2 separate regions of the Homo sapiens genome follow, and region 1 is linked to region 2. Evidence: read pairs that join two places in POLR2A ChIA-PET (ENCODE). Cell type or tissue: Caco-2. All regions are shown on one strand. Links, peaks and the distances in the headings refer to the core of each region. The heading gives the core; the rest is flanking DNA.

What was found. ChIA-PET counts read pairs that join two places held together with the same protein. Peaks named below come from ENCODE experiments on the same cell type or tissue, not always from the same donor. Only the 100,000 strongest peaks of a DNase experiment are listed, where the experiment ranks them.
Region 1: POLR2A ChIA-PET joins it to region 2 with 8 read pairs; 3 of 35 experiments call an interaction of 5 or more read pairs at or near these places.

The regions. Positions count from the first base shown.
Region 1 is chr13:49,896,709-49,912,369 of GRCh38, reverse strand. It overlaps the pseudogene RNY4P9. Among named protein-coding and RNA genes, the nearest start is that of SPRYD7, 32 kb to the left of the region's middle. In Caco-2, for the core only: no CTCF peak of the experiment used is centred there; no DNase peak of the experiment used is centred there.
Region 2 is chr13:49,802,800-49,818,460 of GRCh38, reverse strand. No RefSeq gene overlaps it. Among named protein-coding and RNA genes, the nearest start is that of KPNA3, 18 kb to the right of the region's middle. RefSeq lists an enhancer at 5,873-6,374. In Caco-2, for the core only: no CTCF peak of the experiment used is centred there; DNase peaks (open chromatin) are centred at 7,150 and 7,790.

The DNA of each region.
Region 1 (15,661 bases), core at 2,037-4,536, 98 kb before region 2:
CGGCCTCTACCTCTCATTTTTTTTTAAGCCAACCTTTTGAAAAATCATATTCTTTTCTGCCTCTAATTATACAACAGAGACATAGTACTAAAAATGATACTGAAGTTTATGTCCATGACAACAGTTTGGTGAAATCTAGGTGTGTTTTTATCTCCATACATATCAAATTTATCTTAAGAAAATTACATTGAGCTGGCCGTCCTTCCACAACCCATAACCTTAGTCTAATCATGAGAAATCAGACAAATTCAGAGGGGCATCCTATGAAACACTTAATGATGCTACTCAAAACTTTCAGGGTCACCAAAACATGGAAAGTCAGGGAAACTGCCACACCCAGGAGGAGCTTAAGAGGACATGACAAGTGTAATGTGGTAACTGGATAGGATGCTGGAGCAGAAGAACATTAGGTGAAAACTAAGGAAATCTGAATAAACCATGAACTTTAGTTAATAATGTATCATTATATCATTCATGAATTGTAACAAATGAACCATACTAACGTAAGATGTTAACAGGAGAAACTAGGAGAGTTTATATATGGGAACTCAATGCTGTCTTCTCTTTTTCTATAAATACAAACTGTTCTAAAAAACTAAGTTGACCGGAAGTGGTGGCTCACGCCTGTAATCCCAACACTTTGGGAGGCCGAGGCGGGTGGATCACCTGAGGTCAGGAGTTTGAGACCAGCCTGGCCAACATAGCAAAACCCCATCTCTACTAAAAAATACAAAAATTAGCCAGGAGAGGTGGCAGGCACCTGTATCCCAGCTGCTCGGGAGGCTGAGGCACGAGAATCACTTGAAACCGAGAGGCACAGATTGCAGTGAGCTGAGATTGTGCCACTGCACTCCAGCCTGGGTGACAGAGTGAGACTCCATCTCAATAAATAAATAAAGTCTATTTTAAAAAGTACATTGGGCCGGGCGTGGTGGCTCACACCTGTAATCCCAGCACTTTGGGAGGCCGAGGCGGGCGGATCATGAGGTCATGAGATCGAGACCATCTGGCTAACATGGTGAAACCCCGTCTCTACTAAAAAAATACAAAAAAAATAGCTGGGCGTGGTGGCGGGCGCCTGTAGTCCCAGCTACTTGGGAGGCTGAGGCAGAAGAATGGCGTGAACCTGGGAGGCGGAGCTTGCAGTGAGCCAAGATGGCGCCACTGCACTCCAGCCTGGACGACAGAGCAAGACTCTGTCTCAAAAAAAAAAAAAAAAAAATACATTGACTAAGAGAACTTTTTAAATAAAACCTTTTGTTAAGCCAATAGAATGATACTAATACAGTATAATACCCATACCTTAAATATATAATGATAGATAAATATAAATGTAGATAGGACATAAAACATTCTTGTATTTTAACATGCAAAGACTTGCATTTTTTCCTGGCTCAACGAGGCATTGTTCACTGTCTTGATTCTGCTTATTGCAAAAGTCCATTTGTCCATACTAGGGTAGTTTTTCATACTCAGACTGAAAATTAATCAATGATATATTTTCCATGTTATTTTAGTGATTTAAACTTTGGGAGATAGGTTAAATATGTGAAACGATGAAAATTTTATGAACAATCAGTTTACATATTAAAAACCAGAAAAAGAATTTGGTTTTTAACTGCCTTTGGCTCATCAGGCAAAATTACTGGGCTATGTTGTAACTTGGATTACAAACTATTATGGGTTAAAAATGGTATAAAATTATAATTTGAATTAAGGCTTTTCTAAATCATTAACAAAGACAAATGCATGGTGTTTTGCTCACATCTTTTTACTTTATGTTTACTTAATGTAAGTCTAGATAGTGACCAAAAGCATAGCTGGAGATGTAAGTGAAATCTTGAACGTGGTAAGAGACATTAAATCAATAATTTATTTTAGATAATACAATAACACTGAAAGAGTTGTGAGAAAAGAATCTGTAATCCAAACTGGAATTTTTCTATATGCAGGCATAACCAAGCATAGTACTCGTAAATGGAATATAATCAACTACTACTTATATTAATTTGCATTATTAATGCAACCTGGCAGGGAGACACTGTTGGGAGCGGACTGGGCTGTTCATATGGATGAGTGGAAACAATAGTAGAATCAATTAACTAGTATTCTTCCATTTACTGTGTCAGATATGAGACTGTCTTCTAACTTGCTCTTTTAAAATATTTGGGACCAAATTATTAAAGTAAATAGTGAATATGAACACAGAATAATGTTAGATGTAATCAGTGATTTAAATGAATCACACCATCCATCTTAAGAGTTCTACAGAAATTTAAAGGAAAAGTTGTCCCATTATTGGTTGAAATGTGTGACCTGTAGTCTCGGAGGAATCATTATAATACAGTCATTTAACAATTGAATCACCTATGTGTTGTGTTTCATAAATACAGTTATGTTGCTTAATGATGAGGATAGTTTCCGAGAAATGCACGTTAGGCAATTTCTTCATTGTAGGAACATCATAGAGTGAACTTACACAAACCTAGATGGTACACACCTACACACCTACAGCCTCCTACACACCTAAGCTATGTGGCATAACCCATTGCTCCTGGTCTACAAACCTGTGCAGCACGTCACTGTATGGCCTGCTGTGCACAACTGAAACACAACCACAAGTATTTGTGTATCCAAACATAGAAAAGATACAGTAAAAATATAGTATAAAAGATTTTTTAAAATATATGCTTGTATAGAGTACTTACCATAAATAAATGGAGCTTGCAAGACTGGAAATTGCTCTGGGTGAGTCAGTGAGTAAGTGGGGAGTGAATGTGAAGATCTAGGACATTGCTGTACACTACTACAGTCTTTATAAGCACTGCACACTTAAGCTGGACTAATTAATTAAAATTTTTTCTTCAATAATAAATTAACCTTAGCTTACTCTAACTTTTTTACTTTATAAACATTTAAACTGGGGCCAGGTGTGGTGGCTCACGCCTGTAGTCCCAGCACTTTGGGAGGCCGAGGCGGGCGGATCACGAGGTCAAGAGATCGAGACCATCCTGGCCAACATGGTGAAACCCCGTCTCTACTAAAAATACAAAAAAATTAGCCGAGCATGGTGGCAGGCACCTGTAGTCCCAGCTACTCAGGAGGTTGAGGCAGAAGAATTGCTTGAACCTGGAAGGCAGAGGTTGCAGTGAGCTGAGATCGCGCCACTGCACTCCAGCCTGGCAACAGAGAGAGACTCACTCTCAAAAAAAAAAAAAAAAAAAAAAGTTTAAACTTTTTTAACGTTTTTATTCTTTTGTATTAACGCTTCATTTACAACACAAACACATTGTATAGCTGTACAAAAATATTTTCTTTATATCCTTATTTTATAAGCTTCTTTTAATTTTTTTATTTTTTACTCTTTAATACTTTTTTATTAAAAACCAAGACATAAACACACACATTAGCCTAGGCCTACAAAGGGTCAGGATCATCAATATCACTGCCTTCCACCTCCACATCTTGTCCCACTGGAAGGTCTTCAGGGGCGATAACAGGCATGGAGCTGTCGCCGCCTATAGTAACAACGCCCTCTTTTGGACACCTCCTGAAGGACCTGCCTGATGCTGTTTTACAATTAACTTTTTATATATATGTAAGTAGGAGTACACTCTAATGACAAAAAATTATAGTACAGGTTGGTCCAATGGTAGTGGGTTATCAGAACTTATTAACATTTAGTGTCACTAAAGTTCGTATACAACCCCCCACTGCTAAATTTGAATGGCTTAAATTTTTTTTGGAATAAAACAGGCTGGGTGCAGTGGCTCACGCCTGTCATCCCAGCACTTTGGGAGGCCGAGGCAGGCACATCACTTGAGGTCAGGATTTCAAGACCAGTCTGGCCAATATGCTGAAACCACATCTCTACTAAAAATACAAAAATTAGTCGGGCCTGGTGGCACGCACCTATAATCCCAGCTACTCAGGAGACTGATGCAGAAGAATCACTTGAACCGGGAGGCAGGGGTTGCAGTGAGCCGAGATAGCGCCACTTGATTCCAGCCTGGGCGATAAAGCAAGACCCCGTCTTAAAAAAAGAATAATAGAGTATATACATAAATCAGTAACATAATTATGTACTATCATTATCAAGTATTATGTACTATACATAACTGTGTGTTTATACTTTTATATGACTGGCAGTGCAGTAGGTTTGTTTATACCAGCATCGCCACAAACATGAGTAACATGTTACACTAAGATGTCATGATGACTCTGATATCACTAGGCAACAGGAATTTTTCAGCTCCACTATAATCTTATGGGATATTTGTCATATATGCAGTCCATTGTTGACTGAAACACCAAGTGGTACATGACTGTACTTAAGATAGTCCCTGCCCTAAGGCTGGGCACGGTGGCTCACGCCTGTAATCGCAGCACTTTGGGAGGCCGAGGCGGGAGGATCACGAGGTCAGAAGATCAAGACCATCCTGGCGAACACAGTGAAATCCCATCTCTACTAAAAATACAAAAAAAAAAAAACCAAAAAAAAATTTAGCCAGGCATGGTGGCATGTGCCTGTAGTCCCAGCTACTCAGGAGGCTGAGGCAGGAGAATGGTGTGAACCTGGGAGGTGGAGCTTGCAGTGAGTCATGCAGTGAGCCAAGATTGCACCACTGCACAACAGCCTGGGCGACAGACCAAGACTCTGCCTCAAAAAAAAAAAAGATAGTCCCTGCCCTCAAGGAACTCTGCTGATAATTGTAATTCATTCTTAAGTATGGCTCTAGACTATCCAATATATATTAATAATTGAGAAAAGCAAGTTGTTAAAACATTTGTATGTGTAATTTTATCCATTAAAAAAACTAGAGCTTTACGCAGAGGAAAACGTATGAAGTAATGTATACCAAAATATTATATCTTGGGAATAAGAATACAGAGAACTAGCTCTTTCATATTTATCTGATCATTTTTCTACAGTTAACATGTATTAGCTCACACCTGTAAACCCAGCACTTTGGGAGGCCGAGGCAGGAGCCCAGGAGTTCAAGACCAGCCTGGGCAACATCGCTGCACCCTGTCTCTACAAAAAAAAAAAAAAATGTTTTTTAATTAGCTGGGCATGGTGGAACACATCTGTAGTTCCAGCTACTCGGGAGGCTGAGGTGGAAGAGTCACTTGAACCCTGGTGGTCAAAACTGCACTAAGCCATGATGGCACCCCTGCACTCCAGCCTAGGCAACAGAGCAGGACAAAAAAAAAATTTGGGGGTTCTTGAGTTTTAAAACTTTTTTTAAGTAAAAGGAAAGAAGCATGCTGTAATGAGGCCTGTATACTTAACGATGGTGAATTTTACATCCATAACTAAAAATTCAAAAAGCTACGGTAGTGGCCATGCGCTGTGGCTCACGCCTGTAAGCCAGCCACTTTGGGAGGCCGAGACAGGCAAATCACCTGAGGTCGGGAGTTCGAGATCAGCTTGACCAACATGGAGAAACCCTGTCTCTACTAAAAATACAAAATTAGCCAGGCGTGGTGGCACACGCCTGTAATCCCAGCTACTCGGGAGGCTGAGGCAGGAGAATCGCTTGAACCTGAAAGGGGGAGATTGCGGTGAGACAAGATTGCATCATTGGACTCCAGCCTGGGCAACAAGAGCAAAACTCCGTCTCAAAAAAAAAAAAAAAAGCAACTGTATAATTGCTTAGTTATAGGATACAATCTGTTTCATGGTGATTTATTTAGAAGGAAGGACCCAGACATGTTTGTCAATGGCATGCCAAGCAATAGAATATACCCAGTCTCTAGATCGGGAAGGGAATAGTGCCAGTGAAGCCCTGTGTGGTAAGCCAGTAATAGTAAATCCACGTTTTAATGTTTTTATTTTTTTCAGATGGAGTCTCACTCTGTCTCCCAGGCTGGAGTGCAGTGGTTTGATCTCGGTTCACTGCAAACACCACCTCCCAGGTTCAAGCAATACTCCTGCCTCAGCATCCGGAGTAGCTGGGATTACAGGCATGCACCACCATACCCAGCTAATTTTATTTTTTTGTATTTTTAGTAGAGGCGGGGTTTCACCATGTTGGCCAGACTGGACTCAAACTCCCGGCCTCAAGTGATCCACCCACCTTGGCCTCCCAAAGTGCTGGGATTACATGTGTGAGTCTCCGAGCCTGGCATACACCACATTTTAAGAAAGACACTGATGGCCGGGCACGGTGGCTCACGCCTGTAATCCCAGCACTTTGGGAGGCCAAGGCAGGTGGATCACGAGGTCAGGAGATCGAGACCATCCTGGCTAACACGGTGAAACCCCATCTCTACTAAAAATACAAAAAAATTAGCCGGGCGTGGGGGCGGGTGCCTGTAGTCCCAGCTACTCGAGAGGCTGAGGCAGGAGAATGGTGTGAACCCAGGAGGCGGAGCTTGCAGTGAGCCGAGATGGTGCCACTACACTCCAGTCTGGGCTGACAGAGCGAAACTCTGTCTCACAAAAAAAAAAAAAAAAAAAAAAAAAAGACACTGATAAACCAGTGAAGGCTATGTGACTGCTGAGGGTCTGCTTAATTGATCTATGAATGAATGAATAAATAATCTTTGAAAAACCTGAGAATGTTGGAAGAAAACACTCAATTCACTGGGTAACTGAAGTCAAAATGACTTGCAAAATGCTAATTATTATAGGAATAAGAGTGGAAAAAATGTTCAAAGAAATCCATAGATTGATGTGTGTGCTTCTTGTAAAGGTATCTGAGGAAAGACCGTTATGTATTCAGATATCTGATAGTTCATTGCTTGAAAAACATGAATAGATTCATTCTCTATTGCCCTGGAGGCTGAGAATTATTGAAATGTACCGGGAAGCCATTTTCAGCTTAAGATGGTAAAGAACTTTGCCATCAGTTCACTGCTGAAACTGTTGCCTTGCAACATAATGCAAACTTCCGGTCCCTTGAATTGTTCTAACAGGCTGTTTTTAAAAATGTAGGGTTTATTCTTATTCAGGTATCATGTCTTAGTCCATTTTGGGCTGCTAGAACACAATACCACAGATGAGGTAATATATAATATATGGAAGTTTGTATCTCACATGTCTGGAGGCTGGGAAGTCCAAGATAAAGATGCCAGCATTTGCTGAGGGCCTTCTTGCTGTGTCATCCCATGGTGGAAAGCATCATCACATGGTGAAAGGGAAAAGAGAAAGCAAGATGGGGCAAATCCACTCCCAAGGTAACAGCATTAATCTGTTTATGAGGGCCATGCCCGCATGACCCAAACACCTCCCATTAGGCTCCAACTCCCAACACTACCACAAAGGATCAAGTTTCCAGCACATGAACTGTGGGGATCACATTCAAGCTATAGCATATGGTGAAGCTAACAGATCAGGAGATGACTGCCCTTGAAAAAGTAGTTTGTAACTCACAGTTTCCAAGAGCTGGGGCATGCCACACCATGCAATGCCACGAGCAAGCGCTGGGATCCATCAAGAGGCAGAGAGGCGAGGAGAAAGCATGGCCACGAGTCTTTGTTGTGGTTTCCACAGGCAAGACAAGGTAAGCCAATTTAGGATTCACTTGCTTAAATAATTTCTCAGGCTCTGGGACATAGTGGTTGTGTCCCTATTTGTCTGGTACCTGGCACTGGGGTGACCAGGATGGGAATACTGACCTGGAGTCTAAGAGCCTGTATTATTTATGTGACTGTTCTTCATTAGCACCAATAAACAGCAGTTAATTATTCACCCACCATCATCCCTGGTTACATGGAGACAAGGAGGTGTGGCCCTAAGGGCAGATAGTGAGAAAACATTTGTTTTTTTTGTGTTTGTGTTCTATTCCTGTAATTAGATTGGACTACATACACCAAGGCTCTGGGTTTTGTTTGTTTGTTTGTTTTTGTTTTTTTTTTTTTTTGAGACAGAGTCTTGATCAGTCGCCCAGGCTGGAGTGCAGTGGCACAATCTCGGCTCACTGCAAGCCCCGCCTCCCGGGTTCATGCCATTCTCCTGCCTCAGCCTCCCGAGTAGCTGGGACTACAGGCGCCCGCCACCACACCCGGCTAAATTTTTGTATTTTTAGTAGACACAGGGTTTCACCATGTTAGCCAGGATGGTCTCAATCTCCTGACCTTGCGATCCACCTGCCTCAGCCTCCCAAAGCGCTGGGATTACAGGTGTCAGCCACCGCGCCCGGCCACACCAAGGCTCTTAATATTCACAATTCTTGAAACTAATGAAGTTTACTACATCTATCTTTTGTAGTTGGCACTCTTGAATTTTTTCCTAAACTATTTCTCCAACTAAATTGATATTTAGAAAAGGCTTGTTACAGCCGGGCGTGGTGGCTCACGCCTGTAATTCCAGTACTTTGGGAGGCCGAGTTGGGTGGATCACAAGGTCAGGAGATTGAGACCATCCTGGCCAACATCGTGAAACCCCACCTCTACTAAAAAATACAAAAAATTAGTCAGGCGTGGTGGTGCACGCCTGTAGTCCCAGCCTGCTCTGGAGGCTGAGGCAGGGGCATCGCTTGAACCCGGGAGGTGGAGGTTGCAGTGAGCCGAGATTGCACCACTGCACTCCAGCAAGACTCTGTCTCAGAAAAAAAAAAAAAAAAAAAAAAGGGAACCATAAAGACTTAAAGCCCACAAAAGGCAGCTCTAGTCAAGCACAGTTGCTTCAGTAATTATTGCGAAAATTCTACTTTTGCTTTAATTATTTGAGTAATTGCTGCAATCATCATTAAATGTTGATTGTTCAAAATAACTACTAATTCAGTTGATAGATGTGTCTTGAAATAAACAATACATCTAATCTCCAAATACTAATGTTTTACTTGAATCTATTTTAATGGCTATAAAAATATGGCCCATTTGAATAGAGCCAGGCATGATGGCTCACACCTGTTAATCCCAGCAACTCTGAAGATTGAGGCAGGAGGATCACTTGAGGCCAGGAGTTTGAGACCAGCCTGGGCAACATAGCGAAATCCCATCTCTTAAAAAATGTACAAAAAATTGGCCGGGCGCAGTGGCTCAGGCCTGTAATCCCAACACTTTGGGAGGCGGAGGCGGGCGGATCACGAGGTCAGGAGATCAAGACCATCCTGGCTAACACGGTGAAACCCCGTCTCTTCTAAAAAATACAAAAAAATTAGCCTGGCGTGGTGGTGGGCGCCTGTAGTCCCAGCTACTCAGGAGGCTGAGGCAGGAGAATGGCGTGAACCCAGGAGGCAGATCTTGCAGTGAGCTGAGATGGCGCCACTGCACTCCAGCCTGGGCGACAGAGCGAGACTGTGTCTCAAAAAAAAAAAATTTACAAAAAAGTACTTGGGCATGATGTTGGATGCCTATAGTCCTAGCTACTCAGAAGGCTGAGGCAGGAGGGTCGCTTGACCCTAGGAGTTAGAGGCTGCATGCAGTGAGCTGTGGTCATGACACCACTGCACTCCAGCCTGGATGACAGTGAGACGAGGACTCTTAAAAAAGAAAAAAAAAGAGACCTATTTGAGATTTTGAGATGATCTGTCGTTTAACCTTTTCTCTGATCTAGATTTATACAACACAGTGTTTCCTCAAAGTGTGTTTTATAGAACACTAGCTCAGGAGGTCAACAGTTACCTGTATTTACTGTGGGACTTCCAAAAGCCAGTCTGCTAACCAAGAGAGAGTGTATACGTGCAACATCACCACAACACATAATCCAAGAACTCTTTTTCTTAGAACAAGGGGCTGTGCAACACTTTGTCAAATACTTATCTAATGAATGTAGGAAGGAAAATAACTGAATGTTAGTTATAGGCATAATACTGTAACTTGCTTCTGCATTTCAAAGAGACCACAAAAGAAAATAAAATTGAGCATTAACTACATGCCAGACGTTGTTTTAAGAACCTCACACACATTGGCTCATTTAATATTCAAATGACTTTATAAGATGGGAACAATCACCCCCATTTTATAGATGGAGAAACTGTCCCAGTTCAGATGGCAGAAGTGGCAGAATAAAAATTCAAACCCAGGTGGCCTCCAACAGAGACTCTTATTAACTGTTCCACTATGCGGCATTTCTAGGCCTACCCTTCTCCTATCTTTTATTCTGTATAGATGGAGGTCTCACTATGTTGCCCAGGCTGGAGTGCAGTAGGCTATTCATAGGCACCATCATAGCACACTACAGCCATGAACTCTTGGGCTCAAGCAATTCTCCCCACTCAGCTCTCTTCCCAAGTAGCTGGAACTACAGGCACACACCACCGCACCCAATCTTCTGTTATCTTTTTTGAGACAGGTTCTCACTTTGTCACCCAGGCTGGAGTGCAGTGGCACAATCTCAGCTCACTGCAGCCTCAACCTCCCAGGCTCAGGTGATTCTCCCACTTCAGCCTCCTGAGTAGCTGGGACCACAGGCAGTTGCCACCACGCCCAGACACATTTTTGTATTTTTTCACAGGGAGGAGGGGTCTTACTCTGTTGCCCAGGTTGGTCTCGAACTCCTGGGCTCAAGCGATCGTCCCTCCTCAGCCTCCCAAAGTGCTAGGATACAGAGGTGAGCCACCACATCTGACCCAGGATTTTTTGAAATCTTGGGTCTTCTTTTATTTCTCAGGCAGTTTTATAGTTTCCTTCAAGTGTATTTTAAATCACTCCCACTTTCTTTAGAGAACCTTTGGGTTAGGGGAACTCCCTCCAAAGCCATCTCAGCCCTTTCTACAATGATATCCCCCCATCCCCAGCATTTGGCCCATCTCCTCATTCCATGATCTAGCCCTAAATTGCACTTTCCCCTCTGTACTTCTTGATTGACTTTTGAAGTCTTAGTCTCCTATTTGATGCTTCTATGTTATTTATGCTGCTGCTACCATCCCCCGAAGTCCTCCAGCAAGGCCAGACCCCTGGACACCTTCTTTTACATCTACCAATACATCCTTCAGAGCCATTCCCCTTGTACCCCTCCATCCACCACCATCTCACAGCCTGGTCCTCCCCCTTGCCCAGACTTAGCTATTACTGGAATGCGACCCCCACTCGCATCCTGGCCCTGCACATCCCCTTTCAGGTTTTTGCTCCTTTTTCCTCCTCTCACCAACTAAGACAAGGGCTGTCCCATAAATAACTCTGTGTCCCTGCCTGACCCACATGGTAGAATCTCAACAAAGGTTTCATCTCTTCCCCTGAAGCCCCATGGACAGAGATGCTGCAATTGGCTTTATGAAATGATACTTTGTGTTCATGCTTTTCCACCCTTAAAAAGATCATGACCTCCATCTCATTTTCATCTCAACATGCGCAAACCACAAGGAGTGCTTTTAGCAATATCTTTTAGGTATTACGAATAATATCACAGGATGTACACACAGGGTATACACACACACTGTGATAAAAGGAGTAATATCTCCCATAGATATTAGCAATAATATCACAGGGTGTACACCCACTGTGATATTAGCAGTAATATCCCCCTTGGATATTATGAATAATATCACTGGGTGTACCCACACTGTGATATTAGGAGTAATATCAATCTTGGATATTAAGAATAAGATCACAGGGTATAAATGCACTGTGATATTAGGAGTAACATCTCCCTTGGATATTTTGAAAATATCACAGGGTGTACAACCACTGTGATATTAGTCCTAATATCTCCCTTGGATATTATGAATAATATCACAGGGTGTACACCCACTGTGACATTACGAATAATATCTAACTTGAATATTCCTAAAAATATTAAAGGGTGTACACCTACTATGACATTAGGAGTAATATCTCCCTTGGATATTGCGAATAATATCACAGGGTGTACACCCACTGTGACATTAGAAGTTGTATCTCCCTTAGATATTACGAATAATATCACAGACTGTCCACCCACTGTGACATTAAAAGAAATATCACACTTAGGCCGGGCACAGTGGCTCACACCTTAATCCCAGCACTTTGGGGGGCCAAGGCAGGCGGATCACGAAGTTGGGAGATTGAGACCATCCTAGCTAACACGGTGAAACCCTGTCTCTACTAAAAATACAAAAAAATTAGCCAGGCGTGGTGGCAGGCACCTGTAGTCCCAGCTACTCGGGAGGCTGAGGCAGGAGAATGGCATGAACCTGGGAGGCGGAGATTGCAGTGAGCTGAGATCACACCACTGCACACCAGCCTGGGTGACAGAGTGAGACTCAGTCTCAAAAAAAAAAAAAAAAAAGAAACATCATAGGGTGTACATCGTAGGGTGTACACCCACTGTGATGCTAGAGTAATATTTCCCTTGTATATTATAAAAAATATCACAGGGTGTACAGCCACTGTGAAATTAGGAGTAATAGCTCCCTTAGCTACTATGAATAATATCACAGAGTATACACCCACTGTGATATTAGGAGTAATGTCTACTTCTAGGTATTATAAATAATATCTTTTAGATATTACAAATAGTATCACAGGGTGTACACCTACCGTGGTATTAAAAGCAATGTCTTCTTCTAGGTATTACAAATAATATCTTCTTTTAGATATTACAAATAGTATCGCAGTGTGTACACTCACCGTGGTATTAGGAGCAATATCTTCTTTTAGATATTATGAATCATATCACAGAGTGTACACCCACAGTGATAATAGGAGTAATATCTTCTTTTAGATATTATGAATAATATCACAGGGTGTACACCCACTGTGATATTAGGAGTAGTATCATCTCCCTTAGATATTATGAATAATATCACTGGTATACACCCACTGTGATATTAGGAGTAAAATCTTTTAGATATTACGAATAATATATCACAGGGTGTATGCACAGGAGGGGCTCACCACCACACCTAACAAGTAAAAAAAACAATTTTGTAGTTGGTACATGTTAGCTCACGCCTGCAATCCCAGCCCTTTGGGAGGCCAAGTGGTGTGGATCAATTGAGGTCAGGAGTTCGAGACCAGCCGGGCCAACATGGTGAAACCCTGTCTCTACTAAAAATACAAAATGTGGGCTGGGCGCATTGGCCCACGCCTGTAATTCCAGCGCTTTGGGAGGCCGAGGGGAGTGGATCTCGAGGTCAGGAGTTCAAGACCAGCCTGATCAACATGGTGAAACCCCGTCTCTACTAAAAAGTTAGCTGGGTGTGGTGGCGCATGCCTGTAATCCCAGCTACTCAAGAGGCCGAGGCAGAAGCATCGCTTGAACCCAGGAGGCGGAGGTTGCAGTGAGCCAAGCTCATGCCACTGCACTCTAGCTTGGGTGACAGAGCCAGACTCTGTCTCAAAAAAAAAAAAAACATACAAAAATACAAAAAGCCAGGCATTGTGGCGGGCACCTGTAATCCCAGCTACTTGTGAGTGTGAGGCTGGAGAATCACTTGAATCCGGGGGTGGAGTTTGCGGTGAGCCGAGATCACGCCGTTGCACTCCAGCCTGGGCAACAAGAGTGAAAGTCCATCTCAAAAAAAAAAAAAAAAGATTATAGAGTGTGTGTCTCCCTATGTTGCTGCTCAGTCTATTCTCCAACTCCTGGGCTCAAGCGATCCTCCTGCCTCAGCCTTCCAAAGTGTTGGGATATAGGTGTGAGCCGCTTCAGCTGGCTAATATGTTATAAGAACATTATAATCTTACTTAAAGGTATGAAGTTTTAAACTTCATATAATCTTTTTTTTTTTTTTTTGAGATGGAGTTTTGCTCTTGTTACCCAGGCTGGAGTGCAATGTGCAATCTTGGCTCACTGCAACCTCCTCCTCCAGGGTTCAAGTGATTCTCCTGCCTCAGCCTCCAGAGTAGCTGGGAATACAGGTATGGGTCACCACGCCCGGCTAATTTTGTATTTTTAGAGACGAGGTTTCTCCATGTTCGTCAGGCTGGTCTCCAACTCCCAACCTCAGGTGATCCACCTGCCTCGGCCTCCAACATGCTGGGATTACAGGTGTGAGCCACCACACCTAGCCCACATACTCTTAAGTATGGTTTTATTTGGTTGTTTCTGAATAGTTCTCGAGATTTTCATTAAATTTATATCCAATAGGATTTCTGTTTTTCTACAATAGAATACCTCTCTCATTTGGTGTTGGAATCCAGCAAACTAAATAAACCATAGTAACACCAGTGTTTCTGGATTCTTCCACGTCCATCTGTCTGTAAAAACACAATCCTCTGTTGACATTTATTGAGTCCCCACTCTCAGCTGTGCACAGCAAAGAGTTTATTAACAAAAAGAGAAGGCGGCTGGGTGCAGAAGCCTGTAATCCCCCGACTCTGGGAGGCCAAGGCGGGAGGATTGCTTCAGCCCAGAGGTTTGAGTCCAGCCTGGGCAACAGGGAAAAACCTTGTCTCTACAAAAAATTAGTCGAGCATTGTGGTGTGCACCTGTAGTACCAGCTACTCCGGAGGCTGAAGTGAGAGGATAACTTGAGCCCCAGAGGCAGAGATGAGGTAAGATTGCATCACTGCACTCTAGCCTGGGCAACATAGCCAGGCTCTGTCATAAGTAAGTAAATAAATAAATAAATAAATAAATAAATAAATAAATAACTGCATGTGGCTCTTGTTCTTCAAATGCTCGCATTTGTGATGTGTTAGGGTGGGACAGACTGCTTCAGAAATCTTAATAATTTTCTCAGCCTCTGCTCTGGGTAAAGACCAAGCCCCTGAGAATGCATTGAAGGGAAGCTTGTCATCCAGATACTTCATAAGGAAACAGAAAACCTCAAGAAAGCTTCCCTCAATCAGTACCACTGTTCATTTTCCTCCCTGATTCATAGGCTGGATGGATGGGAACCAGATCATCACTGGACCATCCGTGTGAACAGCACAGGAACTGAGACTGGAAATGAAGGTTGTTGGTCTCCAGGGAAGAGGGACAGAGGCTTCAGCATCTTTACAGTCTCTGCTGTTTCCTAAAAAAAAAAAAAACCCTTTTCAGGACAAACAGCTATTTCATGCTCTGTTCCACTGTCTGTCCATTATTAAGGCAGTAGGTCTTTGGCTTCATCTCATTCAGGGAAATAAATGTTTATACTGATGGCTCAGAATGCAGTGGTCTAGAATGAAGAAGAATGTGGCACTGTTACTAAAGGTAAAACTGCAGATGTACCACTAGAAGATAGCTCTAAAACGTTGTGGTCTTTTAAGCCAGGCATAGTGGCATGCACCTGTGGTCCCAGCTACTTGAGAGGCTGAGGCTGGAGGATGGCTTGAACCCAGGAGTTTGAGGCTTAGTGAGCTATGATCATGCCTGTGAATAGCCACCGCACTCCAGCACAGGCAACATAGCAAGACCCTGTTTCTAAATAAATAATTAAAATTTTAATAATTGTGGTCTTCTTAGTTGGTTCTAGTGGCTGAGCCACCCATTTCTCCCCCAGGTTACTCTAGTGGCCTCCTCACTAGAGGTCTGGCACCAAATCTGGCCCCTCTGAGTGAATAAGTGAATGTTTGATGTGTCTCTTAAGACTTCAACTCAGTCTGTTGACTATAATAGGTATTAAGTGCAACCTAGTTAAGAAAAGCAAATATGCACCAGGCGCAGTGGCTCATGTCTGTAATCCCAGCATTTTTGGAGGCCCAGGGGGGTGGATCACCTGAAGTCAGGAGTTTGAGACCAGCCTAGCCAACATGGTGGAACCCCTTCTCTACTAAAACTACAAAAATTAGCCAGGTGTGGTGGTGAGCACCTACCCAGCTACTCGGGAGGCTGAGGCAGGAGAATTGCCTCCGGGAGGCGGAG
Region 2 (15,661 bases), core at 5,981-8,480:
CTGGGAGGCTAAGGTAGGCGGATTGCTTGAGCCCCAGAGTTTGAGACCGGCCTGGGAAACGTGGCGAAACCCTGTCTCTACAAAAAAAGAACTGCACTGGGAGGCCGAGGCGGGCGGATCACGAGGTCAGGAGATTGAGACCATCCTGGCTAACACCGTGAAACCCCGTTTCTACTAAAAATACAAAAAAATTAGCCGGTCATGGTGGTGGGCGCCTGTAGTCCCAGCTACTCGGGAGGCTGAGGCAGGAGAATGGTGTGAAACTGGGAGGCGGAGCTTGCAGTGAGCCCAAGCTTGCAGTGAGCCGAGACTGCACCACTGCACTCCAGCCTGGGCAACAGAGGGAGACTCCGTCTCAAAAAAAAAAAAAAAAGAACTGCAAAAATTAGCTGGGCATGGTGGTAAGTGCCTATAGTCCCAGCTACTTGGGAGGCTAAGGCAGGAGGATTGCTTCTGCCCAGGAGGCGGAGGTTGCAGTGAGCTGAGATTGTGTCACTGCACTCCAGCCTGGATGACAGAGGGAGACTCTCTGTCTCTCTCTCTCAAAAAGAAAGAAAAGAAAAGAAATAGACATTTTGACATGCTGGAAAGTAACGAAGCTTTCAGAGATGACTTGGTTGTGTCCTAAATGCTTAGGTTAGGAACCAATAGAAAGAAACTCACTGTTCAAAGATGGAATAATTCAAGCATCCACACTGGATTGAAATACATCAAATATGTTAAAATCCATGAGTTTATAATTATACCAGAAAAAAAATTCTCATAGGTCACCTTTACGGGTTGCTAGGGAACCAACTCATTACTCTGAAAACTGATTTAAAAAGGGAAAGAATTGAGCATTTGTCTTTTGTATATGAACTGTATTTCAGGGTAACTAAATTGTTGTTGAGGGAAAGGTCTTCTTTTAGAAGCATTTCAGCTAATAGATGAAGGAGGAATGATAGAATTAGAATACCATAATTTTGCAATCATAGAAATAATGTATCCAAGCACTGGTCATCAATGGCTGTTAAAACTATTAGGGGAAATGCTGATGGGGAACTCTCTAATGGATGGACTAAGCTGGCAATACCCGAATCCTCTAATTAATCTTAACATTACAAAAATGGGAGGGAAGCAGACATGTGCCCCTGATGAGATGCAAAAGCTCGCAACACCACCTATGAAATAACCTTGTCAAAATATCAAGCTGGAATTGTTCAAGGCTGTAGATCTAGCAGACACTTTTCAGGAAATACAGGGCTTAGGGAAACAGGTGGAATGACACCACAGGGATGCAATCAGCAAAATTCAGAATGTGGGAAACTCAACAGGACAAATGGCCCAGTTTCTCCAACAAATAAATTGGAAGAAAAAAAAGAAAAGAAAAGAAAAGAAGACAGGGCAGCTTGTTACTGAAAAGAGAGCCAGTAGACATATTAGCCAACTGCAGGTGTGAATCATGTTTGAATACTAATTTAAACAAATTGTAGAAAAAAATTATGAGAAAATTGGAGACATTTGAACTCTGAATATTTGTCAATATTAACGAAGTTTCTTAGGTGTGATAAGGACGTCATGGTTATGCTTTTTAAAAAAACAGAATCCTTTTTTTTTTGGAGCTACATACTAAAATATGTATGAATGAAATGATATGAAGTCTGGGATGCATCTCAAAATAATCCAGAAAAGTGGTAGAAAATAGGGGAGAGAATAAGGGTTAGAGAGAAATAGATGAAATGGAATTTCCACACGTTGATAATTGTTGAAGCCTAATGATGGTCCATTACATTATTTTACCTATTTTGTATATCTTTGAAGTGTTCTATAATATAAAGTGTTTTAAAAGTGGGTGTGAGGGTGGCTGGGCATGGTGGCTCACGCCTGTAATCCCAGCACTTTGGGAGGCTGAGGTGGGCGGATCACTTAAGCTCAGGAGTTCGAGATTAGCCTGGGCAACATGATTTAACCCCGTCTCTACCAAAAATACAAAAAAAAAAAAAAAATTAGCCGAGTGTGGTGGCAGGCACCTGTAATCCCAGCTATTCGGGAGGCTGAGGCAAGAGAATCTCTTGAACCCGGGAGGTGGAGGTTGCAGTGAGCCAAGATCGCACCACTGCACTTCAGCCTGGGCGACAAGGCCAGACTCTGTCAAAAAAAAGAAAGAAAGAAAGAAAGAGAGAAGGAAAGGAAAGGAAAGGAAAGGAAAGGAAAGGAAAGGAAAGGAAAGGAAAGGAATGGAAGAAGGAAGGAAGGAAGGAAAGAAAGAAAAAAAGAAAGAAAGAAGAAAGAAAGGTTTTCTGTGACAAATGGGAATAATAATCCCTATTTTCTAACTGCAGGGCCAACATACAGGTTACCCTTTGTACTATTTTTCCTTTAGTAACCAATAATTTAAGGTAGACCCTCAAGAACTAGTTCAGGGGAGATATGCTTCTTTTCATAGACAAAAAGGCCCCCAAACCAAGGCTGGTCCTAGAATCTGATTAGCTGAGGTGTGGGTGGACTTTTCAGGTATCTCAGCAATGAGCAGGGCCAGCACTTGACTGGGTGATGAGGTCATGAGAGAGGCATAGCAGGCTCCCATGTCACCCTTCCTCTCTCTCTTTTATTTCTTCCTGCCTCTTTTGTGCTGCTTTGCCACTACCAGTAGCAGGGCTACTTTGTACAGTTGTGCAGGCAGTGCACTGTACAACTCCAGGGAACTACAGAATCTGGGTGAATGGAGCCTCCTGGACTTGTGCAGCATGACTGCCTCCAGCAGAAGCCTAGTCTTCTCCTGCGGTCTCTGAGTTTGGAGTTCTTAGTCCTAAACATAGCTACTTCCTCAGGACCCAGGCTTTAGTCTCTGCTAAGGTCAATGGGTAATAATGGCTTAGGTCATATTAGAATCTTTTTTTTTTTTTTGAGACAGAGTCTTGCTCTGTCACCCAGGCTGGAGTGCAGTGGTGCGATCTTGGCTCACTGCAACCTCCGCCTCCTGGGTTCAAGTGATTCTCCTGCCTTAGCCTCCCGATTAGCTGGGAGTACAGGTGCGTGCTACCATGCCCGGCTAATTTTTTGTATTTTTAGTAGAAACGGGCTTTCAGCATGTTGGCCAGGCTGGTCTCGAACTCCTGACCTCGTGATCCACCCGCCTTGGCCTCCCAAAGTCCTGGGATTACAGGCGTGAGCCACTGCACCCAGCCTAGATCATATTAGAATTTTTAAGTTGGTATTTGTCTAATATTTTTACTGTCTTTCTCATAATGGTAAAATTCCTGTATGCATTAGTCAGGATAAGCTAACAAACAAGGTCCAGATCTCAGTCATTTAACATAAGTAACATAAATAAAGGATGATCTTTTGCTTGTGTCACAATCCAGTGTGGAGTGCAGGAGAAAGAGGATCTGGCCCCTTGGCCATCTGAGGCCTCTGTCAATACCTCAGAGAAGTCCTTCACTGAGTCTGGTGAAAGCGGGGAAAGGTCATGAAAGGCATCCCCATCTGCATGGCCTCTGACTGGAGGTGACACACATCACCTTCACTCACAGTCCATCAGCAAGGACGAGGAGATAAGGAGAATGTCAAGGAAGGCAGTGCTGATGTTTAAGCTTAAGAACAACCAGCTAGGCTCAGCCATACCATGGGTAGTAACAATGCCTTATTCTAGTTAAGTGAACAAACGTCCACCCCAGAGTGCTGATGCTAACGTAGAAATTCCTGGCCTCCCAGAGAGGTGAGGGAGAGAGAGTTATGTGGCCGGACGCCTTCCTGGTCCTTTTGTAGCTGTGGGCAGGTAGACTCCTTACTTCACCCACCAGGTGGTAACTGCTTTCAGAGCAGGAATATTTGGATGGGGAAATATTCAGCCACGTCTCCTTTATATAAAAGGCTGGAGGCCCAGGAGTTTTTAAATGAAGGGAGGGAGTCCATGGATGTGCTTCAAGGGTTTGGTGATTCCCTGGAAACCGTAAGTAAAATTTTGTGTTCATGTGCAATTTTCTGGGATCAGAGTCCATAATTAGGCACATAGAAGACATTCAATAAATATTCCTTCTAAAAACTCACAAAAGGGTCTGTGTTAGTCAGTGTTCTCCAGAGAAACAGAACTAATAGGATGTGTCTATAAAGAGATTTATTTTAAAGAATTGGCTCATGACTGTGGAGGCTGGCAAGTCTCAAACCTGCAGGGTGGGCTGGCAGGCTGGAGACCAGGAGGAGCCAAGGCTTCAGTTAAGGTCTGAAGGTCGTCAGGCCAGAGAATCCCCTCTTGCTCAGGGGGAGTCAGTCTTTTGTTCTTTTCAGGCCCTCAGTGGAGTCAATGAGACCCACCCATATCAGGGAGGGCCATCTGCTATACTCAGAGTCCACCAATTGAAAAGTTAGTCTCACCCAAAAACACCCTCACAGAAATGTCCACAATAAGGTTTGACCATATACATCTGGGCACTATCACTTAGCCAAAGTGAGACATAAAATTAACCATCACAGAGTCCTTGACCCAGACAAAAGGCAAAGGTTAGGAACTACTGTTTTAAGAAGTTTCTGCCATTCTCCCTACCTCTCATCAGCTAGTTTCTATGCCTGGTCCAGCTTGCTTACTCTGGTGGCATGTAACCACTCCCTTCTAGCAACTTTCCATCTATTCCACACTGAGAAAATTGGAGCAGGAATACCCAATTGAACTTTTGTAAATGTTAAAGAAAGGATTACTGTTTTCCAGGATTTTTTGTTTGTTTGTTTAAGTTTTGACAGAATCTCTAGAAATGTTGCTTAATCAAAACATTTTAATCTTCCTTTTCTGTATGTGTCAGTGATGGTATAATTGGCTAAGATATGTATCTTTCAGTTTATATTTTACATCCTTGCTTCTAGTCATTTGTGTTGAAGAAATCCTCCAGCAAAATGAAGTTCCTTGAAATCACAGATTATACCTTATTCCTTTGCAATTCTCTACAGCGTTAAAAATGCTACCGGCACAGACACAAACACTCATTAACTGGTGGTGTTGTCACATTCTGTTTTATTTGACTCCACTAACATTAATCCACCAGCTAGCCCTGGTATTAAAAATAGTCCATATTTATCTTTCAGATTGTCACTTAACTTGGACATCTCTACCTTGATTTCACAGAAAGAGCTGCACATACAGAAGACAGAGGCAAGGCTGGGGCAAGAATCTTCTTACTTTCTGGTTATTTCTTTGCATAGGTAAAGTCCAGGGATTTAATGCAGATATTCTCTTCCATCTCCTTTAGCTTAACTTAATCCTCATCTGAAAAAGTCCAGTGAGGTGGGTTTGCAAGAAAAAACTCTTTCTGTTCATTCTTCTTCAGGGCCCCTACTCATGCTGTAATGTGGTATGGCTGAGACTTCCCTTCCTTGCCCTGGGAAAGAAAGGATGTTCTGTTTCGTGAAGTATTAAGGGACCTGGATAGGTCAGTGCTGCTCTATTAATATAAAATGAGATTATTCACCAGCTGTTGTTTCCTGGCTTTCAGCAGAGCCATTGAAACGTTTGCAAAATAGCAGAGGGTTCCAGATGGGAGGAGCCATTGTTCAAAGTCCAGACCACCCAGCGGGCATGTCAGGTAATGGGCTTCACATCTGACCCCTGTAGAAATTTGATAACACATTAAGGGTGTCATATGATTGGTCTGCGCCATTGGGGAAAATACCCTCCTTTTCCTTCCTGCTGACTTCTTTTTCCCCATTATCTTCCCTCTCCTCTTGTAGGACCACAAATCCTCCCAAAAACCTATTCAAAAGAAGTTACTAGATTAAGTTAAAATTAAACTTAGTTAAAAAAGATAGCAAATGTTGCTTTGTTGTCAAATTTGTCTTCTGCAGCTCACAACATGACCTGCTCATGTGTTTGATTTTCATAGACTCGTAAGACATTATCTGCAATGGACGAAACAATGGCAGAGAAAGGTATCTATGTAGAGCAGCAAGCCCCTCAGATTTAATGTGCATGCAAATCAACTGGGGTTCCTGTTCAATTGATTCAGTAGGCCTGGAAGGGGCCCAAGAATCTGCATTTCTAACAAGCAACCAGGGGATGAGGAACTCTGAGTGGCAATGGTCTGGATTGGATGTTGTTTAACTGCTTCCATTTTGTAGCACGTCTGTCAATTTGCCCAAGCTATAGAAAATACAGGGTGACAAACTTTTCTCCTTAAAACTTTGAATTCCTTAATTCTTTGTTACAGAAATATATGAGGATAGAGCATTGTCCATTATCCATTTTTTAAAAAAAGTTTCTTTCTACTGATGATCATTCAACCTTCATTACCATTTTTGTTGCTTTTCCACTGTGAGCACAGAACACCTATTTTCTATCTGGATCCAGTATACTAAGCTATAACCACCTCTCCCAGGAAATCATGTGTTTGCTGGGAGTGAATTTTTCAGAAGGCACCTTGGCCTCATGACAGGGAGGGTCTGATTCCAACTCTGCCAATGAAGAACTGACAGACCCTGGACAAGCTGTCTTGCCTCTCTGATCAATTGCTGTACCTAAAATAGTGTGCACTGTGTTGGGGGAAGCAACTAAAATTTTTGAAAAAAATTTAATTTTTTATTTAGTATTTTTTATAGGGATGGGGTCTCACTATGGTGCCCAAGTTGGTTCAAACTCCTGGACTCAAGCGATCTTTCCTTGACGGCCTCCCATAGTGCTGGAATTATAGGCATGAGTTACCACTCCACACCGAAAATAAAAAAAAAATTTTTTGAGTGGGAAAATAGAACTATCAACTTCACAGGATTATTTTAAGCTTTAAATGAGATAGTGTATGCAAATTACTTACTATATTACATGAAGTAAGAACTAATCCTCATAAAGCCATGTGTAATGCTCCATAAAGTAAGCTTAAAAACAAACAAACAAACCCCTGAAATTTACATTCAGAATTGCTAAAATGTTTTCCTGTAAACCATATTGGAAGGAAATCGTTCCAAGACATCTCCCATCCCCTGCCTTGTTTAATGGTGTCTACTGAATTTACTTTAGCTCTTTCCTCATGACTCAGGGTCCCTGTTTTGCAATGAGTGACTGCACTGTCCTGGAACACAGGGATGACCTCAGTCAGGGGTTTTTCTACCGTCCACCCTCCCCGCCCCTCTCCCCCACCCACACTCTCACAGACCTGTTCATAGTTCCATAATAGCACTTACCACACTGTGGCAAAAATATCTGTTTACTCAGCTTTTTGGCCTGGGACCCCCTTTCTTGGGGCAGGGGCCAGATCCTCAGTAAATGTCTCCCCAGGCCTCATTTAAAGTGTTGGGTGTCCAGGACTCAGCAGCATGGCTTGTGTTCAATCATTCCAACACTTTAAAATGCCCCCATGTCCTCGGCCAAGTACTGAAAGCACGGCTCTGTTTTATCTTTTCCAGATAACCAAGGACAGAAATTACATTCCTCTGTAGAAACTTGTAATGGTTTTAAGTTACTAAAGGACCAAGAAGATATTTACTCTTCTGCTAAAATTTAAGCCTAGTCTGTCTTCTTTGCTTTTTCTTTTGGGTCTTTGTTCTGCTTTCAGTGACAGCAAGGACATTGGAACCAGAGAGCCCTGGGTTCAAATATTGATCTACCATTTAGTAGTTATCTGACTCTGAGTGAGTCACTTAAATTCTCTGCTACTCAGCTTCCATATCTGAAAAAATGAGATAATTCTCAGACTGCAGAATTGCTGTGCATGTGGAGAAGCAGTAAAGGTATAAAGATGAGTAAAACTCCTCTAAGGAAGGAGTTTTGATATCCCTGGCTTTAATAACCTTGCTAGGGTTGGGGCAGAGGTCGGACTCTAAAGGCCTTCCTGAGTAATGTTAGATGGCTCTTACCCAGGCTTCAAGAGCATGGCCTAGTCATAGTTGGGCGTTGTACTTTGCAGAGCACACAGGTGAGTAGGACACCAAGCTACTCAGGGTGGGTGAGTCTGGTGGTTTTCTTCCCAACAGCCATTCTCTCCTCATCTTTCATCCTTGCTGTCAGAATCCACTTTCCAACTCCAGAGGCTAAAAATGTCAATAAAGGTTGAACATCCCTTAATCTCAAAATCTGAAATCCGAAATGCCTCAAAATCCAACATTTTTTGAGTGTCAACATGGTGCTCAAAGGAAATGCTCATCAGAACATTCAGGTTTTGGGTTTTTGGATTAGGGATGCTCAACTGGTAAGTATAATGCAAATATTTCAAAATCGGGAGGGAAAAAAATCTGAATTCTGAAACACTTCTGGTCCCAAGCATTTTGGGATACTCAACCTGAATAACTTTTTTTTTTTGAGAAGGAGTCATGCACTGCCGCCCAGGCTGGATGCAGTGGCGCAATCTCAGCTCACTGCAACCTCCACCTCCTGGGTTCAAGCGATTCTCCTGTCTCAGCTGAATAACTTTTATTATTAGGGCATGAGCATGTAACCCAACCCCAGTGGAGGAGTTTAAAGGTAAGTCTTCTGAGATGTTTCTGTGAAAGTTTTTCCTTTATGATGTGGGGAGGAGGAATAATGGTCCTCTTCCTATCTTTAGATATAGTTATGTGTGGACGTAATTCCTGGAGCTGTGGCAGCCTTCTTGTGACCATGAGGGAAACTCTGAGGATGAAAACCAACAGGCTGGGGATGGCACAGAGGGAAGTAGAAAACACATGGGTTGAGTGCTTGATGATGTTGTTGGGTCCCTGAATTAACAAAGCCTGAAAATGATACCCCCAGAGATAATAAACCCTATTATTTAAGCTTTATGTAGTTACATATTCCATTATCTGTTACTTCAGTATGCATTCAGCATACGACTGAGAAGGCTAAGCTTCGAGATGTGGGGAGAAGGAGGAGCCTTGATGGTAGCACAGCAGAAAAGGAAATTAGAGAAAAGCTGCTTCTGTTGGGTGTGCCCTATAAATCTCTACTCCACTGTTTTGGGGAAGCCTCAGTCAATTACACATGGCTCGTGAACACTTTTGGTGTTCATGGATTGTTCTGGGGGACTTGAAGAAGGGTTGAGATCTATATTAAGAATGATGCCTAATGAAAACAGAGGCCCAGCTGGAAATAGCTGCACTTCTGGGATACATAAGAATTTGAGACTATATGCAATAAATGGTAGATGCTATTATTACTATATGCAATAAATGACAGATGCTATTATTACTATATTATCAGAATTATCTTAGCTCCTGACTGGTAGGCAGAAAGGAGGTGGAAACTAGATGCTCATGGGTGGGGATGTACCTGGGGCAGACCCTGTAGTTGTCCTCGAGAAGAAGCTTGTGACCAAGGCTCTATGAAGACAGCAAGGGACTGAGCAGCAATTGGCAGTAGCCCCAGCGGATGAGCAGCAGCAGAGCTGCTGTGACTCTACAGATGGGGCCAAAGGCTGGATCCCTGTTAGCAGAACGAAGGTCTGAAATCAGAGCAGGCTCAACAGAAGTCTGACTTACTGTTTTGGAACGTGGCTTCCTGAATTCTCCCTGACTAGAAAAGAACTGGTCCTATATCTCAGGTTGGGACTGACCTTCAACCTTCCACACAGAAATGAAGTTGCCTTAAGAACGTTATACACCAGCCGGGTGCAGTGGCTCATGCCTGTAATCCCAGCACTTTGGGAGGCCGAGGCAGGTGGACCTGAGGTCAGGAGTTCGAGACCAGCCTGGCCAACATAGTAAAACCCCGTCTCTACTAAAAATACAGAAAATTAGCTGTGCGTGGTCATGGGCGCCTGTAAGCCCAGCTACTTGGAAGGCTGAGGCAGGAGAATCACTTGAACCCGAGAGGTGGAGGTTGCAGTGAGCTGAGATCATGCCATTGCACTCCAGCCTGGGCAACAAGAGCGAAACTCCATCTCAAAAAAAAAAAAAAAGTCATACACACACCATGCATGTAGAAATACACATAAATTCTCTTTCTTTGCCTCGGTCTCTCTTTTTCTCTGTATGTGCATATCTCCTTATTTTAAACTCTCACAAAGGGCCTCGGGTGCTAACCTAATTTACCCAGACAGCTACAGGGAGTCCTCAAAGTCAGGGATTTGCTTTGGTCAATGGGGTATCAAAGGACATAACATACACCGTATTTGAACTGAGGCTTTAAAGGGCCATCGGGTATTTTGCTCTTTTCATTCTGCCAAGGGGATGACAGGTCTTGCTTGAATGGGGGCTCCTCCTGCAGCCTTGGTCCCCGAACGTGAAAACACATGGAGCAGAATCAGAGCCTTCACTGATGTGATCGCAGACGTGTAACGGCAGAGTGAGGAACATGGGTTGTTACAAGCCCCTGGGATTTAGGAAGTCATTTGTTACTGTGGTAAAGCTGACTAGTAAATCCAGACAATCACTCAGATTGCCAAGCTGAGAGACATCATAAATTTTTGTTGTTTTAAGCCACTACATTTAGGGTCTTTGTAAGGCAGGAATAGATAGCTGGAGGTTGAGTGGCTTCCGACACTAAAAAGTTCAGGACTCAAATGATGCCTGCAGGGTTCAATGTCCCTGCTTCTCTTAACTCCACTTTCACCCTCGATGGGCTATTACCCCAGCTCTGTGCAGCAGACTCCAGCAGCCTTAGATGATGCCGTATTTCCAGGCTCACGTCTTTCCAGGTTCAAGTCCAATGGAAAGAGAGCTTCTTTTCTGGCCATGTCTACAAAAGCCCTGAGGTTCACTCTGAATAAACAGACCGGCTGAGGTCATGGTCCCACCTGTGAGACACTCACTGTGCGGGTGGGGATGGCAGTGGCTGGAGAAGGGGGTGTATCTGTTATGAGTCTTTCAGTTGAAACTCAAACAGCCATTTTAAAAAGGGAATTTATTTAGCCACATAACTAAAAAGAAGAAAAATTCATGGATGGCTCCAACTTCAGGTGTGCTATGATTTGGAGCTGAAGTAATGTCACTAGGACTCACCTCTTGACTTTTCAAAATTCCTGACAGACAAAATTGCTGAGATACACTTCCCACTGGGAATTATGAAAACCAAGGAGAAGTGGGTTTTGATGACAGTAATAGGTTCCAATCAAATGTTTGGGTTCCTCATTTAATTTGGTTTCTACAAGTAACCATAAACTATAAGATGTTAGTCTTGACATATGGTTGCAGGTTTGTGTGTAGCAAGGAATCAATGTCCATGTAAGTGCATCTTTGTTTCAACTGCCAACAGAGACAAGAGTGTAAAATGGAGCCGGATTGCCCAAGCTCAGATTCTGGCTCTAATACTTATTAGCTGGGTGACCCTGGGCAAATTGTTTAACCTCTCCATGCCTCGGTGTATTCCTCTGTAAAACGAAAGATGATATTCTCTACCTACCACATAGGGCTGTTGTTAATACATGCGAATTACTTAAAATAGTGCTTTAAACATATTAAATGCTCAATGAATGCTAGCTATTATTATTCCCATTTCTACAGAAAACAAATGATTACTAATAAAGACATTTTTCAAAAATGACCATTTTAGATAGCAGGGGTTGGCTTGGGTCAGATTTTTTGCTTAGCAGAAAGAGAGTGACTAGAACCGTATTTGCTCATATTGTGCATCAGAAAACATTCTTATATTGTTGTCCTGTGTGTTTTCACCTGCCCTTGCATGTTCCCATCAGTTACTGAGCTGTAGTCTTCCAAGAGAGATATTTGTGCTTCTTTGTATAAAAGAAAGAAACCCTACATAAAGCTCAACTAAAGCTATAGGGAGGAGAAAAACTAAAGATTTCTTAGATTAGTATATTTTGCAATCTAGCTTTGAATAATAAGGATGAAGCATTGATTTCTTTTTTTCTTTCTTTTTTTTTTTTTGAGATGGAGTCTTACTCTGCCGCCCACGCTGGAGTGCAGTAGTGCGATCTCAGCTCACTGCAACCTCTACCTCCCGGGTTCAAGCAATTCTCTGTCTCAGCCTCCCAATTAGCTGGGATTACAGGCGCCCACCACCATGCCTGGCTAATTTTTTTTTTATTTTTAGTAGAGACAGGCTTTCACCATCTTGGCCAGGCTGGTCTTGAACTCCTGACCTCGTGATCCAACTGCCTCTGCCTCCCTAAGTGCTGGGATTACAGGTGTGAGCCACCACGCCTGGCCCTGGAGCATTGTCTTCTATCTCCTTTATCTTCTCATTGCATAATCTTGTCTATTTTTGGGGGCAGGGGGAGCAGGGGGAAGCTTGAAAAACTTGACTGTCCAAGTGTGGCATTAGCAATTATTTGAACTTCATATCATGATGAGTTGTAGGTTACTCATTGCTTCTCAAGGTTATTTTTGTTTTAGTTGTATTGTGTAATTGTGGTTGATAAAACAATCGTTTGATGAGTCTGAACTTATCCTGGCTCTGGTTGCACACATTCCTAACTGTAAGGTGCCCCTCTGTGAGATTGGCAGGGATTAAGCTCTGCAGGCACATAATCCACAGCTCTGTCTTTCAGCTTTGGATGCTTTTACACAAAGTTCCATATTGAGATGAAAAGGGGAAGAGTGTGGGGCTAGAGAGATGCTTAGATAAGTTGAAGGGCTTTTGAAAGTACTGGTATGTATAACTTGAGTAGGTTTTATCTCCAAGTTAAAGTGGGGTAGGAAGATGGGAATTTTGCCTCATTGCTCTCCAAGTCAAACTTAGATCGCTGAGAGACTTCGTGTACAAACACAAACATTTGCCGAACGTGTTCCTGAATTAAATGTGAGGGACGGTTTGATGGTTTGGGAATTAGAAATCTTCTGGGACAATTTATGAGTTTAAACAGCTACCAGAGTCTAAGGTTTCTCCACGGCAATTCAAGTTGTTTTTCTCCTAGAGAAGGAACAAAAACGTGTAAGTATTCTATGACATTTTTAATCTAAATTTTTGGTAGTCTGCAAGGTTTATTGAGTACTCAAGGTATGAAGAAAATATTGATATCTACTTTGAATCTTAAAAGCTTCTTTTTTTTTTTGGAGAGACGGAGTCTCGCTCTGTTGCCCAGGCTGGAGTGCAATGGCACGAGCTCCACTCCCTGCAACCTCCACCTCCCAGGTTCAAGCGATTCTCATGCCTCAGCCTCCCAAGTAGCTGAGACTACAGGGGTGCACCACCACGCACAGCTAATTTTTGTATTTTAAGTAGAGACAGGGTTTCACCATGTTGGCCAGGCTGGCCTCAAACTCCCGACCTCAGGTGATCCGCCTGCCTCGGCCTCCCAAAGTGCTGGGATTACGGGCATGAGCCACCACACCTGGCCTCAAAAGCTTTTTTACTTTGGATCAAAAAGGGAATGTTTGATCCCTAAGCACTAATAATAATAGTTTTATTAAGCAATAAAGTGTGTTGGGCATTACTGACTACCACCACACAGGTGTAGGTATGTTTGTGTTTCTTTCTTTTTTCTTTTTCTTTTTTTTTCTTTTCTTTTCTTTCTTTTTTTTTTTTTTTTTTGAGACAGAGTCTCATTCTGTCACCCAGGCTGGAGTGCAGTGATGTGATCTTGGCTTACCGCAACCGCTGCCTCCCGTGTTCAAGCGATTCTCCTGCCTCAGCCTCCTGAGTAGCTGGGATCACAGGCACCTGCCACCATGCCCGGCTAATTTTTTGTATTTTTAGTAGAGATGAGGTTTCACCATATTGGCCAGGCTGGTCTCGAACTCCTGACCTCAGGTGATCCACCTGCCTTGGCCTCCCAAAGTGCTGAGATTACAGGCATGAGCCACTGCACCCAGCTGTATTTCTATTTTATAGTTTAAATATCTGAAACTTTGAAAGTTTAAGAAACTTCCCATGGTCACAAGTCTAGTAAAAGATTAAGGTGGAAATTGAAAAGATGAAGGTCTGTCTGTTGCTAAACGTGTGTTGTGTTCTTTCTGGGGTAGCCACAGAATTTTCTGTGATAAGGTTCTATATCTCTGTTACCAATACAGTCCCCACAATATGGTGACTATTGCGCACATAAAATGAAACTAGTGTGAAGAAAAACTCAATTTTTTTTTTTTTGAGACAGGTCTTGCTCTCTGTTGCCCAGGGTGCAGTGCAGTGGCACAATCATAGCTCACTGCAGCCTTGAACTCCTGGGCTCGAGCAATCCTCCCACCTCAGCCTTCTGAGTAGCTAGGAGTGGCTTAAATTTAAAAATTTAAAAGAAATTTTTAAAAGAATTTTTGTAGAGACGGGGGTCTCATAATATTGCCCAGGCTGGTCTCAAACTCCTGGTCTCAAGAGATTCCCTGCTTAGGCCTCCCAAAATGCTGGGATTATAGGCATGAGCCACTGTGCTGGCCCTAGAAACTTAATTTTTAGTTACATTTAATTTTCATTAATTTAAATTTAAAGTTAAATAGCCACATGTAGCTAGTGGCAGCTGTACTGGAGAGCATAACTATAGGACATCACACTGCCTTGTCTATAAATGCTTAAGCTACTATGATCTCATGGATAGAACATCTGCGTATCAAAGAGAGAAAATGTGAAAGTGTAGTTGGAGGAAAAAACACATTTTATCCAAAGCAAAGTTACTTTTCTTTTCTGTTTTTTGAGACAGAGTCTCGCTCTGTCGCCCAGGCTGGAGTGCAGTGGCACGATCTTGGTGCACTGAAACCTCCGCCTCCCGGGTTTAAGCAATTCTCTGCCTCAGCCTCCCGAGTAGCTGGGATTACAGGCACCTGCCACCATGCCCAGCTAATTTTTGTATTTTTAGTATAGATAAGGTTTCACCATCTTCGCCAGGCTGGTCTTGAACTCCTGACCTCATGATCCACCCGCCTTGGCCTCTTAACGTGCTGGGATTACAGGCCTGAGCCACCGCACCTGGCCAAAGCAAAGTTATTTAAACTGCAGGATTTAAAGGGAAATAGACCTAAAAGTTAAAAGACTCATACAAGTTAGGTAAGAAAAATTTCTTTTAGAAAATTTCTATTGGCCATTCACTAAGGATTATTAATGTATTGGCAATGTTGATTATAAGGGACATAGAAATTTGAAATAGGGGGGAAACAGTGTGCCCAGAACTGTATTGTTCATTTTGGGAGACCGAGGCGGGCAGATCACCTGAAGCTAGGAGTTTGAGACCAGCCTGGCCAACACGGCGAAACCCCATCTCTACTAAAAATACAAAAATTAGCCAGGCATGATGGCACACACCTGTAATCCCAGCTACTCGGGAGGCTGAGGCATGAGAATTGCTTGAACCTGGGAGGCGGAGGTTGCAGTGAGCTGAGATTGCGCCACTGCACTCCCACCTGGGCAACAGAACGAGCCGTTGTCTCAAAAAAAAAAAAAAATGCTGGGTGCGATAGCTCACGCCTGTAATTCCAGCACTTTGGGAGGCCAAGGCAGGCAGATCACCTGAGGTCAAGAGTTTGAGACCAGCCTGGTGAAACCTTGTCTCTACTGAAAATACAAAATTAGCTGGGCGTGGTGGCACATGCCTGTAATTCCAGCTACTTGGGAGGCTGATGCAGGAGAATCACTTGAACCCGGGAGGCGGAGGTTGCAGTGAGCTGAGATCACACCATTGCACTCCAGCCTGGGCAAAAAAAAGGAAACTCCGTCTCAAAAAAAAAAAAAAAAAAAAGCATTGTTACTGCACATTTCAGTTCTCTAGGTATTTTCCAACCTAGGGAATCATAAATTCCTCAAATAGTAGGGACAGAGGAGAATGTTTACAATCAAACTAATGAACCAGTCTTTTGGATGGCTACTTTCAGGTGTCTCCTGCCTCCCGTTACCTTGTTTTCCAGGAATGAC